Regions from separate parts of the Homo sapiens genome. Here regions 1, 3 and 4 are each linked to region 2. The links are chromatin contacts, found by Hi-C or POLR2A ChIA-PET in ENCODE. All regions are on one chromosome and are shown on one strand. The core of a region is the stretch at or near the end of the contact, and the rest is flanking DNA. Distances in the headings are between cores, read along the strand shown.

Region 1 (2,916 bases), core at 157-2,656, 1.2 Mb after region 2:
TCAAGCGATTCTCCTGCCTCAGGCTCCCAAGTAGCTGGACTACAGGCACCCGCCACCACGCCCGGCTAATTTTTGTATTTTTAGTAGAGATGGGGTTTCACCATATTGGTCAGGCTGGTCTCGAGCTCCTGACCTCAGGTGATTCGACCACCTGACCTCCCAAAGTGCTGGGATTACAGGCGTGTGGCACTGCACCCTGACACAAATTTAACTTTTTAAAGGTCAGTTAACTCAGCACAAGAAGGCTACTTGATGACCTTAATAAAGTACTTTTTAGTTAAATGCTAAGGGCCAGGTTAAAATGGATTAAAGAATGAGACCCAAAGGAACTGAATTAACAGCATATTTAACTTTCAGTAAGTTCTAATTCTTATCTACACCTAGGCCTTACCCTAGGCAATTCTCACCACACATCCTGGTAGTTGGGTCGATTACATTTATTATGTTGTCTTTTTTGTAGAGACGGGGTCTCGCTATGTTGACCAGTCTAATGGACTGCTCTGAGACGTTTGGCCTGAGGTGATCCTTCCAGGCAGGAGGATCACTTCAGGCCAGGAGACTGGGAACCAGCCCAGTAGACTGGGCAACATAGCGAGACCCCAAGTTTAGTAAATGTGGGTGGCAGTGGACTCAAATTGTAGAATTGGCACAGGTAAAAGCAATTATTCGCTTTTCAGAGGCACACTGTGTGGATGTGAGAACAGGCTGGCATTTCCGATAACAGGTCTGCGTGTTCCCAAGTCCTTGTATCCCACAACCTTCACGTAGACATCTTATCTAACTATGCTGTCCTACCCAACCTATAGCGTTCTTGCTCCCAGAGTCTAAATGGGAGCCCCAAACTAATTACTGTATAGTAGTCGAACTACACACCAGGCACTTCCCCGACAATCTACAACCCCATCCAAAGGGGTCAGAAACTAGTAACAAAATACCAGCTGCGAGCCTCTCCTTCCCCTAAAGAGATCTTATCAACTTGGCTGCACCTTCCCACCTCTAGCCTGCGGGAACAAATATCCCAGGATCCCGGGCGGTTTCGATTGACGTTACTTCCGGGAAAAGTAACCTTGCATCGGCGGTTGCGGGCCTGGAAAGCTCTCGCGACATTTTCTCCTGCGAGATCTGCTTGCTCACTGTAGCGATGACATCCTCCTCCTCCTCCCCGCCGCCTTTCGGCAATCTTCGCCAGTCCCAGTCCCGACTAATCTGTACTCAGATGGCATGGATCAGGGTCTCCCCTCGAACCCCGGTTCGCACGGGGCGTCAGGTGGCAGCGGCGGGGTGCGAGCTGCGCGAGGCCGACGGCAGCGGCACTACGGGTGGCCACGGGCAGGCGACGAGCAGTGAGTGTGGGCGGGGTGGGGGTAAGCCACCCGTGTAGCGGCTCGATTGTTCTGGCCTGGCTATGGCGCCTCTCCTCCCCCCCGCCATGGCTCCCCGTGTCCCTGCTCCGCTCCTCTCAGTGAGTGAAAGTGGCCGCCGCCGCCGCCGGCCCAGCGCCCGCAGCCGCCTCAGCGCCGCCGCCATCTTGGGGTCCCAGGAGCCGCGGAGGGAGCGAGCTAGGAGCGTCCACGCCCAACGCAGTCACCGTCCCACGGCCTCAGAGAGCGAACCGCGGCTCCACCGTCGGCGGGGCGACCCCCCCCTCCGGACCCCGCCCGCACCCCGCCCCCCCTCCGCCGCCGTCGCGGCGGCGGGGCCAGGCGGCCCGAGGTGAGGCAACTAGACGTGGGCGGGCGAACGGAGTGGGGGTTGTGTAGGTCTTGTTGCGCCCCTCTCTGCGGGCGACAACTGGGCCGCGTCTTAAAGGGGCCGTCGCCCCCGGCCCTTGGATTTGTTGGGGTTAGTATGGAGGATGGGTGTGGACACTCCCCGCAGGGTTGGGACCTCAGGGACTAGGGCCTTGTCCTTCCCGTTTCATATCTCTGGAGACCCGGGGTCATGCGGTGACCTCAGCCACCTGAGGAAGCCCGTGGGGCGCCCACACGTGGGGAGTGTGTTAGACCAGGTGCACGTGGGACCCGGTGGGGCGGTGTCGGGCTAACACGTGTGTAGGTTTGGGGGTGGGCAGGGGCAGGGCGGAGGCTGGAAGGCCTTGAGTGGGAACCCCGTGAAGGTTGTGTATCTGTCATTTTAAACAAATGAGATCTAAGGGCTTGTTAGTGTGTCATTTTGTAAGGGGCAAGTTGAGATACGGTTGAATGGTGCACGCTGCTGGCTGGTGTTGGGTGGGGGCAGGCTGACACCTGCATAGACTTGGGAGTGTCTAGATGACACCTCTTCTGGTTTTTTAGGTTTTTACATAGCGACTAGGAAAGTGTCATCCTATTTTGACATTCCTTCTTGAGCTCGCTAATGGAAAGTACTACTTCCGTAATCTCCGAGGCTAGAAGCCCCCTACAGTTTAGGAATGACAGAACCTAGGCAGCCACTTACTATTCTAGTTAACAGCCAACTGTGCCTGGAATTCTTTGATTCACACACTGTCTCTAGTTTGATGTACTTGTTAGAAATGGGGGAAGGAATTTGGAGGTTGACCTGGCTAACGTCACAGGTTACTTTTCCAGTCAGTGACTTTCATTATTTCCTCCACAACAAAATTATTGTGGCTTTTCAGTGGCAACTTAAATTAAATAATAGCTTTATTGAAATATGATTCAAATACCAAAAAATTCCGCTTTCTAAAGCGTATAATTAAGTAATTTTCTGAAACTATATTTATTAAATTCTGTAGCCATCAACCACTATTTAATTCATCACCCTAAAAGAGAATCTCTAGAAGCCATTTAGCAGTCACTCCCCATTCCCCCTCCCTCCAGTCTTAGGTAACTATTAATATATTTTTTGCCTAAATTTACCTAAAAAAGAAACATATGTATCTTTCTTTGCCTAGTTTGTTTCACTTAACATGGTGTT
Region 2 (2,972 bases), core at 296-2,795:
ACATGCCTGAAATTCACGTGTTAAGAGTTCTGATTGCAACTTTTCCACTGTTAATGTTATTTAACCATCCTTTTTTTTTGGAGACAGGGTCTCACTTTGTTGCCCAAGCAGTGGCAAGATCACAGCTCCACTGCAGCCTCCAAATCCATCCTCCCAGTGGTCTCCCAAGTAGCTGGGACTCCGAGGGGGCGGGGAGGGGGTCTCGAACTCCTGAACTCAAGCGATCCTCCCACCTTAGCCTCCCAAAGTGCTGTGGGATTACCTGCGTGAGCCACTGCACCCGGCCTATTTAACCATCCTGAAAGTATTTTATGAGAGGCTATTAATATCAACTAACTTCCCGCGAATTGAGAGAAAAGATAAAGGTCAGCAAATACCAAATACGCAAATAAGAAATGCAATTAAAACACTATTCCCTGTTTCTAGGGACCCTGGGGTCACTCGCTACAGAAGCACTTGGCCTTTACCTTATTTCCTCTTTCACTGCTGCTTCCATGGCTTCTCTGTCACTCCGACCAGCTCCCAGCTCTCAGGACAAGGGCCCTGGGCGATCTTTTAAAAAAGCCGATTGGGTGTCTTTCTAAAATTACAACCAGTACTTCATCGTCAAGTTTCTGGGAAGGGAGTCCCCTCCAGATTCTCATGGAGTGACAAATCTTGACTCTTGCTCCTGGAATTTTTCAGGCCCAAACTAGCGTTTCTACAATGATTTATTTGGCAAATTTGTCTTGATTATGGGTGGCTGATGAGGAACGTGCTTTTGTTAGGAACCGAAACTGGGCGGCGGTGAGGGCGTGTACGCAATGAGTCCTAGAGGGTAAAAATCAAGAGCGTTAAGAACCTGGAAATGCCGAGACGGCCTCCCTGACTGGGACGAAGCATCTGCAGATCTATCTCAGTGGCGGGGTCACGCCACAGATTTTGAAAACTGACCCTCTCTGTCTCCGTTTTCGGTTAAGGGTGGGAAGTGCCGGCCGGGTCTTTGCTGGAGGCTAGGTCTCCAGCCAGATTGTACTGCAGCATCGTACTCTTCAGGGCTAGAAGGGGCCTTTGAAGGTTGTTACACTACCCAGTCTAGGAATCGCGTGTACTCCACCACCGCCGAATTCCAGCCTTTGCTTAAATACCACCCAAACCGGAGAACTCACTACTAGACGCCACTTGGGCAGCCAGGCTTAGGGCTTTTCCAGACTTTCTGGCCCCAAAGTCTGACATTGACTTAGAAGGGATGAAGGGCTGGGGCGAGCGGAAGTAGAGAGCCAAATCCTGCACGGGGTGCCTGCCTGGTCCTAAAACCTTTAACGGCTGGGAGACAGAAAAGACTCAGGCCAGGCTGGCATGTAGCGATCTCTCTAACCCAGCTGACCAGGTTCCAACAGGATGACGCCTGCGCAGTAGGTCCAAAGTCTCACGGCGCACAGACGACTGTCTGAGAGAGGGGCCGCTACGCCGCACAGCAAACAAGCTCCGCGACGTTTCCAGGACCCGGATAATCCCGCCCTTAGAGCAGAGCCGGAAGAAGGCGGGACGAACCGGAAGAGGGTGAAATGCTTTCGGTAGGCACTCCACGGCTGTGAAGATGGCGGCGGCTGCGTGGCTTCAGGTGTTGCCTGTCATTCTTCTGCTTCTGGGAGCTCACCCGTCACCACTGTCGTTTTTCAGTGCGGGACCGGCAACCGTAGCTGCTGCCGACCGGTCCAAATGGCACATTCCGATACCGTCGGTGAGTATTCACTTCACTAACGTCTGAACCTAGAGGAGCAAGGGGTGGGGCTACGGCGGCCCAAGGGGTCCATGAAGGTTCCGCAAAAGTCTCTTCAAAAGGGGTGGGGTTGCTGGGATGGTCTGTGTGGCTAGCCAACTGGGACCCACCTCCCTGGAGTGGAAAGCCGCGCACTTCTGTGATTAGGCTAGCGGGAATGTAAGGGCCACTTCAGCAACAGAAAGGAGTGGTGGAGCGGCTTCTCATCAGAAAAACAGAACTTTCAGTGCCTGACTTGAGATGTAAACTTGATGTACAAACGGAGAGTTGTTTATCTTTCAGATGTTTCACAGAATCCAGTGTCCCCGGGTTGGATAAGAAAGATATGTAAATAGGAGTCTTCATTTCTTTCTTTCTTTTTCTTCCTCTGCACTTCTTGGTCCCTGGGTAATTCTGCTTACGAGATGGTTCGACTTCGCTTCAACTTTGGAATGGCTATTCTAAGCTTTACTGTGTGACTAGAAAGCATAGAGATTTAAGAAATGTGTTTTAACATGGGAATGGTTAAAATTGAAGAAATAGTACTTAAAATTTAATGTGGTAAGGCTAGTCTTTCATTTGGATAATTAACTACATGGGTTGACCCTTTCTGCCCCTTACCCATTTTAAACCTTATTTCAGTAACAGGTATAGTCCTGTGAGCAGACAAAAACCAGATGCAGGGAGGAAATGCTGAAAAGCATTAGCCCCATTAAACCTACGTTGGCCTTTTTGTTTCATTCTGCTCTGCTCACTGACTGTAATGTCCAAATCTTATTTGGGCTTTTATTATGGTAAACGTTATACCTTTTGTTCAGTGGTGAAGATTTTCAGGTGTTCAGTTAGGTTTTTACTTGTTACTAAAATGGTTAATAGTTAAGTCTTTTTAGATTTGAAAATAAAACTCTGGTTATTTGCACACAGAATAGTTCATTAGAAAAAATGATTGGTTATTCTGAGCAGTGATTGGTGAGTAAAGGGAATGAACTGATTAAGGGGTACGTCCCATAAAGATTTAAGTTAAGTTGGAATTTCTAGCAGTCTTAGATAGTTATATGATGCTTTGGTAATTGAAGCCATCTGAGGCTAATTATCTTTCCTTTATGTTTGCAGGGGAAAAATTATTTTAGTTTTGGAAAGATCCTCTTCAGAAATACCACTATCTTCCTGAAGTGTGAGTTTTTGAATTTCATGAAGTTTTAATTTGAATTTTAAAAATTTATAGGTAATG
Region 3 (2,957 bases), core at 353-2,852, 1.1 Mb before region 2:
CCATCAGGTGCAAATTCCTTCTTTTTCTCTCTGCCCTACCTCACACCTGAGCTTATGATTATCCATAATCTTTTTTTTACCCCATCAGGAGTCACAGATAAAGGATTCATTCTCCTATCCCCACAACTAATACGTGCCCAGGATCCCATTTCTATCTATTCCAAGTTACTCTACCAGTGAGTTGTCTTCTCATTTTTCTGTTCCTTCAACCTCTCCCTCTCCACTAGCTGGTTTCCCTCACAGGACCAACACGCATGTGCAGTATTTGCTTCCACCTGAAAACAAAACAAAAGACTCTTTTATCCCACAATATTCTTTAGCCACTGCCCTGACCCTTTTTTCCTTCTGAGTTAAGCTCCTCGAAAGTATAATAATTTAGACTGGATACCTCCTTTAACTCACCTCCTATTCACTGAAACATGGATTCTGCCCTTATTGCTCCACAGAAACTGCTCTCCCTAAGGCCATTAATGAGCTTTTAAACACCAAATCTAAATGTCACTTTTCAATTACCGAATCTTTATCCTGATCCAAACCTTTTCTTTCTTATTTCATTTTGTTCCACAAGAAAACATTGGAAAATACGAAACTTTTTCTTGACTCCAGTATCCAAATCTGCTGGACTCCAAAACTCACACTCTTAACCATTATGCAGTACCACCTGTAGTTAACCATAAAGTTATCTGATTTCCTTTTCTATTTCAGCCAGTCAGTCACCAAATCCCAGTGAACAAATGATAAATTTCCTAAATGTCTCTGGAAGTGGTTTCCTATGGATGACTCCCAGACACCCAATTTAGAAACTTTATGATTATTCTGAAGTCTAACCTGGATTTACTCCTTAAAAACAAAGCTCAGAACATATCACAGGGAACAATCACCTCTCTTCAGTGACTCCCCTTTCTGGGGACATATTCAACACTACTTTAAAATCCACAGAATTCTCCAAGGCGGTGTGATGAGAAAGAGAGGCTGAGTGGTTTATTCACCGTCAGTCTAACATAGGGCTGGGAATACAAGGGAATCAACAGTCTACTATCTGTGGGGAAACGTCTTCTTGTTAGGTGTCTATAAATTATTTGTAAAGGTCGGTTTCTTCAGTTTGCACCCTGGCCTTAGTGACTTGTTTTCAAGTTTTAAATGGGGTTCTCTTTTGCAACTGTGAGAGCATTAAATAAATCAGCAACTATTAGCACCCAAGGAAGCTAACTAATCCTTGCCTACTGAAGGTCCGTGGTGCCGACCCTTCTTGGCTCCTACCAGACCCTTCCTTGGCGGTCCAAGGAAGCCAAGTCGTCAGTCCCCACAGACTCACCTCTTAGAGATTTCTCAACTACAAGGACTTAGGCAAGGTTTCCCTTTTGACTGGAAGGCTTGTAGAAACGTGACAACCCGCCTTCCCTAACACTCATGTCACAGCGGTAGCGGACCGTATTCTGGGACAAATGGAACTCACGACATTCCAAAGAAAGGTCAGCCGCAAGCGAACTTAGCACTGGCTACACCCTCCTCAATTCTGGTTGGCGAGATGCGCTCTTCCCGGAAGTGACGCACAAGTGCCGGCGGAAGGGGAAGTCCAGGAGCATGGGTGGTTTTTTTCCCCCTACCGAGGTCCGTGAGGTGTGTGCTAACCAAGGGGCGGCTCACAACCGTGACAGACTGCCATTCCTGAGTCTCTTCTGGCCATGGGCCCCCGGAGCCGTGAGCGTCGGGCAGGCGCGGTACAGAACACCAACGACAGCAGCGCCCTCAGCAAGCGTTCCCTGGCCGCGCGCGGGTACGTGCAGGACCCCTTTGCCGCGTTGCTGGTTCCGGGCGCGGCGCGCCGCGCACCGCTCATTCACCGAGGCTACTACGTCCGCGCACGCGCCGTGAGGCACTGCGTGCGCGCTTTTTTGGAGCAGATTGGCGCGCCCCAGGCCGCGCTTCGCGCGCAGATCTTGTCTCTCGGCGCTGGCTTCGACTCGCTCTATTTTCGCTTAAAAACCGCGGGCCGCCTGGCCCGGGCTGCAGTCTGGGAGGTGGATTTTCCGGACGTGGCGCGGCGCAAAGCAGAAAGGATTGGAGAGACGCCAGAGCTGTGCGCGTTAACCGGGCCTTTCGAGAGGGGGGAGCCCGCGTCCGCGCTGTGCTTTGAGAGCGCAGACTACTGCATCCTGGGTCTGGACTTGCGGCAGCTCCAGCGAGTGGAGGAGGCCCTGGGCGCCGCGGGGCTCGACGCAGCCTCACCCACTCTGCTCCTGGCCGAGGCGGTGCTGACCTACCTCGAGCCGGAGAGTGCCGCGGCCCTCATCGCCTGGGCAGCCCAGCGTTTTCCTAATGCCCTTTTCGTGGTCTATGAGCAGATGAGGCCTCAAGACGCCTTTGGCCAGTTCATGCTGCAACATTTTCGGCAGCTAAACTCCCCCCTGCATGGCCTGGAGCGTTTTCCTGACGTGGAGGCGCAGCGGCGCCGCTTCCTTCAAGCTGGCTGGACCGCCTGCGGTGCCGTGGACATGAATGAATTCTATCACTGCTTTCTTCCCGCAGAAGAACGCCGGCGGGTGGAAAATATTGAACCCTTTGACGAATTTGAGGAGTGGCATCTGAAGTGCGCCCATTATTTCATTCTGGCAGCTTCTAGGGGAGACACCCTCTCCCACACCCTAGTGTTTCCATCCTCAGAGGCATTTCCTCGCGTAAATCCTGCTTCGCCTTCAGGGGTATTCCCTGCCAGCGTAGTCAGTAGCGAGGGCCAGGTCCCAAACCTGAAGAGATATGGCCACGCCTCTGTCTTCTTGAGCCCAGACGTTATTCTCAGTGCAGGAGGATTTGGAGAGCAGGAGGGGCGGCACTGCCGAGTGAGCCAGTTTCACTTGCTCTCAAGAGATTGTGACTCTGAATGGAAAGGCAGCCAAATAGGCAGTTGTGGGACTGGAGTTCAGTGGGATGGACGCCTTTATCACACCATGACAAGA
Region 4 (2,846 bases), core at 122-2,621, 1.1 Mb before region 2:
GTGAAAGATAACAATTCAAACTCCACCACACAAATCTTCACCTGTTTTTTTCAAAAATTCACCTAAACTCCCAAACTCCAAATACATGTTCATAAATAATAACGAAAGGAAACTGTTTGATTTATAGGTTTTATAGACTAAGAATGTACTTTTTCTGCTCTTCCACAGTCTCCTAAGAATCGGCATGTCTTGGTGATCAGACGGACCTAGATTTCAGTCTTGCCACTACTAGGACTGGCCAGCATAAAGTTTTCTGAGCTTCAGTTTGCTCATTTGTTAACTGGTAGAAACAATACCTAAGTGGACTAAATTATTGAGAGCATTAGATAACATTACTGGAAGCAGAAGCAGGTAAAAGTAGTTCAAATACTGAAGCCAGACAGACCTGGCTTCAAAACTAAGCTCTGTTAATTACTAGCTATGACCCCGATAGTTATTTAACTATTCTAAACCTAGCTTAATCTGTAAAATGGATAAGGTGGTTGTGAGGATTAAATAAGATAATGCATACGGAACATCATACATTCCTGGTTACACAAAGGCCCCCTACCAAGTGCTTTACCTAGTGCAGAAATTTTCTGGTAAAGGAGTAATGAGGGAAACACCACACGCTCTCGATTTCATTTATTTCCTTCAACAAACTTTACTGAGCGCTTACCATGTGTTTGGGAGCTGTGTATTTGGCCCAGTACTTCAAAACTCAAACAATGCACGTGTGAAAATAAATAGGAGAAAGTGCCTCCCACACTTCTATATCATTCCCCAGCAACTGTCAGACACCTGGACCTCAGGCCCTTTCCTCGCCCCGCCACAGGTGGGGCTCTTCGAGGTCTGCCCTCCGTTTTCTAGCCTAGGCCCGGCCTCTCTAGGTGTCGCATCAGCCTTGACCCTAAGGGGCTGCCCTCCAGTCACCTGTCCAGGGATACGCCCCCAGCCCTGGAAGCCCCGCTCGCTAGGTCCCTCAGCCTACTCCCCCAGGCGCTGGCTCAGGTCCCCCCTCCTGCGCTCCCTGGTTCCCGCGCTCTGCGCCGGACAGTACCTGCAGGCCACTCCGCTTGTTCCAGGTGAAAATGGACCCAGGGTACCCGCTCAGAGCCAAGAGCAGTTCGTGGATCATTCCCACGGCGGACCTCGAGTCCCTGGTTATGTCACCCCCTCCTCCAGCGCACCTCCAGGCGACCACGAGGGGAGTGCTTCCCCTTCCACACGCGCACCGGCCCCTGGGTCGGGCGGTTTGTGCCGAATCAACCCACCGAGACAATCGCTGCGGCGGAGCGGACGGGAAGCTGGGAAGGGGTCGCGGGGGAGTCCCGGAAGTTCGGCAGCTCAACGGGGTCCACCAGCTACTCCCGCCCGGGCTCTGCGGAGACTGAGTCGCGGTCGCTGCCCTCGCGCATGCGCCCTCGGTGCCCCGAGCCGCCCGCTCGGACTTCCGGTTTGGGAGCTGTACTTGGGAGGCTGGAGAGCCGGGGCCGGGGCCGGGGCCGGGGCCGGGGTCAGGGTCGGACCCCGAGTGGGTGAGGCTGGCCCGGAGGCAAGGATGCGAGGGGGTTGAGGGGCAGCTCGAGAGGGAGACGCTCCCAGGGGTGGGCTGGAGGGCGCCCTCAGGGCGCCTTAGCCGGGTCAGAGGCCTCTGGAGGGACCGCACGACGGCTCCGGGTTACCCGGCCGGAGGGAGCGGAGACAAAAGAGGCCAGAATCCCGCAGCCGCTGCTCCTTGGGCTGAGAGCTCTGCGTCCGCGAACCGGCAGCACCTGGAGCCTCTGGCCGACACCCGAGCCCGTCCTCAGGAAGCCCGTTACTACTGCTCCTCGGATTCCGTCTCTCCTGCCCAATGTGACTCTCCCCAAGCCCCCATGGTCCTCGCTTTGGAGCCAAAACCAGCTTCTCTCCTTGCGCGAGGTTTTCCGACAGGTAGCTCCCTAATCCTTGCTGAGCGGCTACTACTACGCGGGGAAAACAAAGACCCGAGATTCTGGACGTGATTTTTGCCTGGGGTGGGCTTTGGGAGTTGTGCAGCCCGAGGGGGCGGGGCGGACGCAGAAGGCCTCGGGAAGGACTGCGGAGATACTGGGGGAGATCAGCTGCGACCAGCTGGACAGAGGCTTTTTGTTGCCTTCAAGCAGGATGGTGACTTGTCTTTAGATCCTCTCGAACTCCAGCTCTCCTATATGGTTCGGACTCACTGTGCAACATTGGCCAGGGAAGTTAAATGGGATCGGATTTGGAGGAGGTGGGAGAGGGGCAGACAGTACTTTTATTCTCTGCTGCTTCCTGGGGCTGCCCTGGAAGTCAACCAGAAAAGCAGTTTTTGCAAAGTCTATTTACTGAAGATTGTGCTACCTTAGAAGGCCACTCGGAGCACATGGAAAGGCAGGCCAGCTCTGGCAAGACTTTAGACATATGAATGTATTCCTTCTGATAGTGCCATCTTTCTCTGCCCTAGGAAGAAACACCTCTTACAGTCATCTGCAGGGGATTCTCCAAGGACATGGGAAGATAGATGTAAGCCCTGGAACCCAGACTCCTAAGCGAAGGGAAGCTGCATTCTGCTATTAATGATGGCCAAATCAGCTCTAAGAGAGAATGGCACTAACTCTGAGACCTTCCGACAGCGTTTCAGGAGATTCCATTACCAGGAGGTGGCTGGGCCGCGGGAGGCTTTCAGCCAACTCTGGGAACTTTGCTGTCGGTGGCTAAGGCCGGAGGTGCGCACCAAGGAGCAGATTGTAGAACTGTTGGTGCTAGAGCAGTTCCTGACCGTCTTACCTGGGGAGATCCAGAATTGGGTACAGGAACAATGTCCAGAAAATGGAGAGGAGGCAGTGACTCTCGTGGAAGATTTA

What was found. A loop is a pair of places that touch in the nucleus more often than their neighbours do. ChIA-PET counts read pairs that join two places held with the same protein, here RNA polymerase II (POLR2A). Pooled maps may share reads with other maps.
Region 1: a loop to region 2 is called in a map of CD8-positive, alpha-beta T cell, with 6 times the contacts of the local background. The contact joins the promoter of INO80 here to the promoter of TMEM87A in region 2. A Hi-C loop is called at or near these places in 3 of 168 maps with a recorded cell type or tissue (CD8-positive, alpha-beta T cell and naive thymus-derived CD4-positive, alpha-beta T cell), 2 of 37 single-sample maps with no recorded cell type and 12 of 50 pooled maps. POLR2A ChIA-PET finds 5 or more read pairs at or near these places in 2 of 52 experiments (naive thymus-derived CD4-positive, alpha-beta T cell and naive thymus-derived CD8-positive, alpha-beta T cell).
Region 3: a loop to region 2 is called in a map of CD8-positive, alpha-beta T cell, with 6 times the contacts of the local background. The contact joins the promoter of LCMT2 here to the promoter of TMEM87A in region 2. A Hi-C loop is called at or near these places in 3 of 168 maps with a recorded cell type or tissue (CD8-positive, alpha-beta T cell and naive thymus-derived CD4-positive, alpha-beta T cell), 1 of 37 single-sample maps with no recorded cell type and 11 of 50 pooled maps. POLR2A ChIA-PET finds 5 or more read pairs at or near these places in 1 of 52 experiments (CD4-positive, alpha-beta T cell).
Region 4: a loop to region 2 is called in a map with no recorded cell type, with 7 times the contacts of the local background. The contact joins the promoter of TUBGCP4 here to the promoter of TMEM87A in region 2. A Hi-C loop is called at or near these places in 1 of 37 single-sample maps with no recorded cell type and 6 of 50 pooled maps. POLR2A ChIA-PET finds 5 or more read pairs at or near these places in 1 of 52 experiments (CD4-positive, alpha-beta T cell).

The regions. Positions count from the first base shown.
Region 1 is chr15:41,114,770-41,117,685 of GRCh38, reverse strand. It overlaps INO80 (INO80 complex ATPase subunit), which reads left to right and starts at 1,406. Exons shown (of 36, transcript NM_017553.3): 1 at 1,406-1,713. RefSeq lists enhancers at 1-202, 919-1,018, 984-1,763, 1,829-1,908, 1,959-2,008 and 2 more and a silencer at 1,459-1,728.
Region 2 is chr15:42,272,006-42,274,977 of GRCh38, reverse strand. TMEM87A (transmembrane protein 87A) reads left to right here and starts at 1,545. Exons shown (of 20, transcript NM_015497.5): 1 at 1,545-1,723; 2 at 2,855-2,915. The coding sequence starts at 1,580. GANC (glucosidase alpha, neutral C) reads right to left here and starts at 1,777. Exons shown (of 24, transcript NM_198141.3): 1 at 468-1,777. The coding sequence starts at 496. RefSeq lists enhancers at 384-1,583, 1,556-1,785, 1,946-2,195.
Region 3 is chr15:43,329,218-43,332,174 of GRCh38, reverse strand. LCMT2 (leucine carboxyl methyltransferase 2) reads left to right here and starts at 1,602. Exons shown (of 1, transcript NM_014793.5): 1 at 1,602-2,957. The coding sequence starts at 1,686. It overlaps MAPDA (N6-Methyl-AMP deaminase), which reads right to left and starts at 1,503. Exons shown (of 13, transcript NM_001324366.2): 1 at 1,316-1,503; 2 at 175-275. RefSeq lists enhancers at 1,462-1,511, 744-1,694.
Region 4 is chr15:43,369,626-43,372,471 of GRCh38, reverse strand. TUBGCP4 (tubulin gamma complex component 4) reads right to left here and starts at 1,371. Exons shown (of 18, transcript NM_014444.5): 1 at 1,040-1,371. The coding sequence starts at 1,117. ZSCAN29 (zinc finger and SCAN domain containing 29) reads left to right here and starts at 1,429. Exons shown (of 6, transcript NM_001372080.1): 1 at 1,429-1,914; 2 at 2,447-2,846. The coding sequence starts at 2,559. RefSeq lists an enhancer at 1,241-1,360 and a silencer at 1,461-1,730.